Regions from separate parts of the Homo sapiens genome. Here region 1 is linked to region 2. Evidence: read pairs that join two places in POLR2A ChIA-PET (ENCODE). Cell type or tissue: PC-3. All regions are shown on one strand. Each heading gives the region's core, and the rest is flanking DNA. Links, peaks and the distances in the headings are about the cores only.

Region 1 (2,900 bases), core at 231-2,730, 1.1 Mb before region 2:
CTGTGGGTGATGTTGACGCCGTTGCTATGGTTACGGAGAGTGAGCGAGCCAGCGAGTTGGGGCGGGGGCGGGAGGAGAGGCTGGCTGTCGGCTCCCTGCTCTCCAAACCCCCTGCATCCCCGGAGGGCCCCCCCCCCGCCCCCGGCATGCCAGTGCCCGGCACACCGTCAGCCTGCACCTCCAGAGGGTTTGCCGACACCCTCCCCAGGAGAGGGGCTCAGACCTGGAAGGGTTCTTCTCACCCAGGGCTTCTCTCCTCCGCACTTACCGAGACATTTGGGGCCTGATCGTTTTCTGGGGAGGGGCTGTCCTGGGCACTGCAGGGGGTTATGCAGTGTCCCCAGCCTCTACGCACTCCATGGCAGGAGCACCCCCTCCCCAGTCGTGACAATCACAAATGTCCCCAGACCTTGTCAGGTGCCCCCCAGGGGGCTGCAGGGTCACCCCCAGTTGTATCCCACTCTGAAGTCCCCTGCCGCAGGCCAGCACCCAGCATCCCAGTCCCCGCGCCCCAGGACTTAGGGAACTGTGTCCGTGGTGGCGGGGGGCGGGGTGGGGGGTGGCAACAGGGATGCTAGTGATGACGGAAAGCGCTTCCTGGAGGAGGCAGCCTGAGGCCCACTGGGCTGGGTGGGGCAGGGAATGGGAGAGGAAGGGCGTGCTGGCTCTGGGGTCTGCTGTGGAGGTAGGGACTTGAGGTGGGGAGGGGGCACCTCGGCAAGGTGAATCCCTGCACTTAATCCCGAGGGTGGGGACGCTGGGGGCGGCAGTGAGGCAGGCTGGGCTTTGCAGAGGCAAATCCATTTATGGAGAAGGGATTAGGATCAGAGAGGGGTTGAGGAGGGCAGGACGAGATGTGGGAGGGATCGAGGCGTGCTGGTCTACGCACTGGGTTGGAGGGAGACTCCTCAGGACGAGGTGTGCAGAGGAGTGTCTGAGTGCCTGCCAGGTTTCTGATCCCTTGCTGAAGAGGGCCCCAGGAGGACAGGTGGGTGGGGAAACTGAGGCCCAGAGGGGGAAGCAGCCATGCCCCACTTCATTCTCTCCTCCACCCCCAGGCAGAACTATGCGCTCCTGTAGGGTTGGGATGGCAGTGCTGGTGGGCAGAGCTTGGGAGAACTGGCAGCTTATCTGGGGAGGGTCGGAGTGGGGCAGTGCCAGGCCATAGGGGGTGGGGGGTAGGGGGCCAGGGACTGCCCTCCCCCACCCACCGCCTCTCCAGCCTGCAGAGTGCAGAGAGCAGCTGGAACTGCCTGCAGGTGCCCCAGCTAGTGGGATGGGGAGGGCTCCCCCAGGGTTGTGGGGGGCGATAACCACCCCCACCCAGGCTCTCTGATAAAAGCAGCCCAGATCGGTGGGGAGGAGGCACATGATACCAGCAGGGTGAGCTGTGGGGGCGGGGGGCACCACCCTGGCTTAGACCATTTCTGGAACAGAGGTTACACAGGCACCAGGGTCCTTGAGGGGGTTGTCCCCTGCCGACCCCCAGGTACCCAGAGTCTGGTGCAGGAGGTCCTGGCCTGGGTTGGGCCTCAGGTGGGCCTCCTTTTATGTAGAAGGGAGTAGTGATAGTTTGGCGGCGGGGTGGGGAGGACAGGAGTATTCAAGATGCTGAGCAAACATTATCTGCCCTTGCTCTTGTTGGAACCAGAGCTTGATCCCCTAGGCCTGCATTCTCCTTTTCCACAGATATGCATTAAGCACCTGCTGTATACCAGGCCTGTGCTGGGCATTGCCGGGGACCCAGCCGTCAATGAAGTGCCTGCCTTCTGCTCCCACTGGAGTGCAGGGGTGCAGATATTACACCCACAAGATGCATGCGTTTTTGGAAGCCTGGTACAAAGACAGAGAAGCTGACCAAGGGTGCTTGGGGGGCACCAGGCCACTGTGAGGGGCACTGCTGCTCAGAGAAGCTCCGGGCAGGATCAGCCATCAGTTTTGACCCTAGGCCAGGGCGGAACTCAGGAAAGCCAAGCGCAGTCTGGGTGCCCAGGCGGGAGCTGCTGGACTACTGCACTAGTCCAGGAGTGAGCTGGGAGGGGCAGGGTGGGGCCTGGACGGATCCCGAAGGTGATGGGATTTGGCTGGCAGGTGGCACGTGGGGAGGTACGGGATTGACACAAGGGTGGGTATGCCTGCCTGCGTGTTTGGCGGGAACAGCAGGGGGTTTGGAAAGGGGAAGTCTACTGGAGGAGTGGGGATGGGGGAGGAAGGAAGCTTTGGCTTTGGGAAGTCAGGGGAGCTAGGGGCAGAGTGGGTGTGGGGGTTGCTATGGCCCAGTAGTATTCGAGACCCCACCCCCAGGCTGGCAGGGCCTCACCACCAGTGTTCCCCCTTTTCTGCAGCGGCTCCCAGAAGCAGCTGCCTATAGGTTCTATAGAACCTGCTCAAGGATCACCTTCAGGAGCTCCTCCCTTCCCTGGGTGGGTAAGAGGCCTCCCCAGCCCCAGCCTTTCCTGGCTCTCCTGGGATGCTTGCTTTGCGGCTGGGGCTGGTCTTCCCCACCTGTGCCCTCCCCTACAGACCCGACCCCACCTGTTAGGTGGACGTGAGTGCCCCGGCAGGCAGCCGGCCACAGCCCCCCTCCCCACCCCAAGGCCCCCCAGACAAGCTCAGGAGGTGAGGCTTCCCTGTCGGAACCAGGGCCCTTGGCACAGTCCCGCAGTCCTGTCTCCAGGCCCCTCCTGTGCCGGCTCAGACGGGGCCGGGCCAGGTTTCCAGGACTTCCTGGACTCCATTTTTCTGAGCCTGCCTGTTTCCGAGGCTGTCCTGAGCTCACCCGGGCCCAGCCTGAGTCAGAGGGTCAAGTCCACCGCGGCCCCGCCCACACTGCCCTCCCGCGTTGTCCCCACCCACCGCATCCTCAGGGCGCTGCGTCTCGGCCAGGTAGCGCGGAGCAG
Region 2 (2,900 bases), core at 125-2,624:
CCTCCCGAGTAGCTGGGACTACAGGTGCCCACCACCACGCCCGGCTAATTTTTTTGTATTTTTAGTAGAGACGGGGTTTCACCGTGTTAGCCAGGATGGTCTCGATCTCCTGACCTCATGATCCGCCCGCCTCGGCCTCCAGAAGTGCTGGGATTACAGGTGTGAGCCACGGCGCCCGGCCTGTTTCAGGACTTTTTTCAAAGCCTGTTTCCAAACCCCAGAATCTACAAGGATGATACAGATGTTTTTTTTTTCTTTTTGTATTCTTTTTATTCTTTTTTTTTTTTGAGATGGAGTCTTCCTTTGTTGCCAGGCTGGAGAGCAGTGGTGCAATCTTGGCTCACTGCAACCTCCGCCTCCCAGGTTCAAGCGATTCTCCTGCCTCAGCCTCCCAAGTAGCTGGGATTACAGGCGCCCGCCACCACACCTGGCTAATTTTTTGTAGTTTTAGTAGAGATGAGGGTTCACTAGGTTGGCCAGGCTGGTCTCGAACTCCTGACCTCATGATCTGCCCACCTCAGCCTCCCAAAGTGCTGGTATCACAGGCGTGAGCCACCAGGCCCGGCTGGAAACAGATGTTTCTAAAATGTTTTACAAGGTAGCAGCGTAGTATAACTGTTACACATCTGCTATTGTTCATTTCTTAAGTGGTCCTCAAGACTTTTGTATCCATTTATTCCCTGATGTGTTTGAAAACTAACATTTCCCAGACTTGTGTGGCCCAACATTTAAAAATAAGAGTTGGGGAGTTCCTGACCATCCTGGCCAACATGGCAAAACCCCGTCTCTACTAAAAATACAAAAATTAGCCTGGCGTGGTGGCACACGCGTGTAGTCCCAGCTACTCGGGAGGCTGAGGCAGGAGAATTGCTCAAACCCAGGAGGCGGAGGTTGCAGTGAGCCGAGATCACACCACTGCACTCCATCCTGGGCAACAGAACAAGACTCCATCTCAAAATAATAATAATAATAATAATAATAATAATAATAATAAATAAATAAATAAAAATAAAAGAGCTGGCAACAAAGGAGAAATCTAACATCCCCAAACAATCTAGAGGTAACAAGTGGTTAGTATTTTGGATGTTATAGAGGTTTTTTTTTTTTCAGACGGAGTTTCACTCTTGTTGCCCAGGCTGGAGTGCAATGGCACAATCTCAGCTCACCGCAACCTCCGCCTCCCGGGTTCAAGCGATTCTCCTGCCTCAGCCTCCCGAGTAGCTGCGCCACCACGCCTGGCTAATTTTGTATTTTTAGTAGAGACGGGGTTTCTCCACGTTGGTCAGGCTGGTCTCGAACTCCCGACCTCAGGTGATCCGCCTGCCTCAGCCTCCCAAATGCTGGTATTACAAGCGCGCCCGGCCTGGAAACATCACTTTGAACACTTGCAGACCGTCCTTCCTCCTCCTGGTCATCTTCCAGATGCAGGAGCTGGTAGCTGAGGGTGTCATCTGTGGGGCCACAGTCCTCTGTGGCCGGGCAGTGCTGCCCCTGGCGTTGGCCCCTCATTCTGCTGGTCCAGCAGTTCCTTCCTGGGGACGTGCAGGGGGAACACAGGCCCTGGCATCGGACACGCAGTCAGCGCACACAGACCCGTCCATCCAGCGCCAATGCCACATTCCACACATGCCAACAGCACCTCCCTCCTGTCCCTGCCATCGTCCCCAACCCCGCACACCAGCCGCCCCTTTGAAGTCCTCAAGCCTTCCTATCACAACAGCAGAGCCTGACAAACAAGAAGAAAAGCCAGGGCCAGGCACTGTGGCTCACGCCTGTAATCCACCAACCTGGGATGTCGAGGTGAGAGAATCACTTGAGCTCAGGAGTTCAAGACCAGCCTGGGCAACGTGGCGAGACCCCATCCGGAAATTTTTTTTTTTTTTTTTTGAGATGGATTCTCCCTCTGTCGCCCAGGGGCACGATCTCACCTCACTGCAACCTCTGCTTCCCGGGTTCAAGTGATTGTCCTGCCTCAGCCTCCGGAGTAGCTGGGATTACATGTGCGCCACCACACCTGGCTAATTTTTGTATTTTTAGTAGAGACAGGGATAGTCTCAAACTCCTGACCTCTAGTGATCTGTCCGCCTCAGCTTCCCAAATTGCTGGGATTACAAGAGTGAGCCACCGTGCCTGGCTGCTAAAGTTTTTTTTTTTTTTTTTTAATTAGCTGGGCGTGCTGGCGTATGCCTGTGGTCCCAGCTACTCAGGAGGCTGAGGCAGGAGGATCACTTGAGCCCAGGAGGTCGAGGCTGCAGTGGGATGTGATCTTGCCACTGCACTCCAGCCTGGGTGACACAGCGAGACCCTGTCTCTACAAAAATAAATAAATAAACAATGGGCCGGGCGCAGTGGCTCACGCCTGTAATCCCAGCACTTTGGGAGGCCGAGGTGGGTGGATCACAAGGTCAGGAGTTCGAGACCAGCCTGGCTAACATGGCGAAACCCCGTCTCTACTAAAAATGCAAAAATTAGCCAGACGTGGTGGCTCATGCCTGTAATCCCAGCTACTTGGGAGGCTGAGGCAGGAGAATCGCTTCCACCTGGGAGGCGGAGGTTGTGGTGAGCCGAAGTTGCGACACTGCACTCCAGCCTGGGCGACAAGAGGGAAACTCTGTCTCAAAAAAAAAAAAAAAAAAAATTTAGCCGGGCGTAGTGGCATATGCCTGTAGTCCCAGCTACTTAGGAGATTGAGGCAGGAGGCTCATTTGTGCCATTGGGGTCAGGGCCGCAGCAAACTATGATTACGTCACTGCGCTCCAGCCTGGGCAACAGAGCGAAATTCCAGGAAGGAAGGAAGGAAGGAAGGAAGGCCACAGTGATCCTTTCCCTGCCACCCCGAGCTTCTGGGTCGAGCCAACAGGGTTAAAATTCCCGGGCATCTTCCTAGAGGAAAATTCTAG

The links. ChIA-PET counts read pairs that join two places held together with the same protein. Peaks named below come from ENCODE experiments on the same cell type or tissue, not always from the same donor. Only the 100,000 strongest peaks of a DNase experiment are listed, where the experiment ranks them.
Region 1: POLR2A ChIA-PET joins it to region 2 with 13 read pairs; 1 of 35 experiments calls an interaction of 5 or more read pairs at or near these places.

What each region holds. Positions count from the first base shown.
Region 1 is chr19:1,857,358-1,860,257 of GRCh38, reverse strand. The region is part of intron 1 of KLF16 (KLF transcription factor 16); the gene reads left to right. Among named protein-coding and RNA genes, the nearest start is that of KLF16, 4.8 kb to the left of the region's middle. RefSeq lists an enhancer at 2,798-2,847. In PC-3, for the core only: no CTCF peak of the experiment used is centred there; no DNase peak of the experiment used is centred there.
Region 2 is chr19:783,447-786,346 of GRCh38, reverse strand. LINC01836 (long intergenic non-protein coding RNA 1836) reads right to left here. Exons shown (of 2, transcript XR_001753829.3): 2 at 644-1,532. Among named protein-coding and RNA genes, the nearest start is that of LINC01836, 2.1 kb to the right of the region's middle. In PC-3, for the core only: no CTCF peak of the experiment used is centred there; no DNase peak of the experiment used is centred there; H3K4me3 peaks cover 1,305 bases.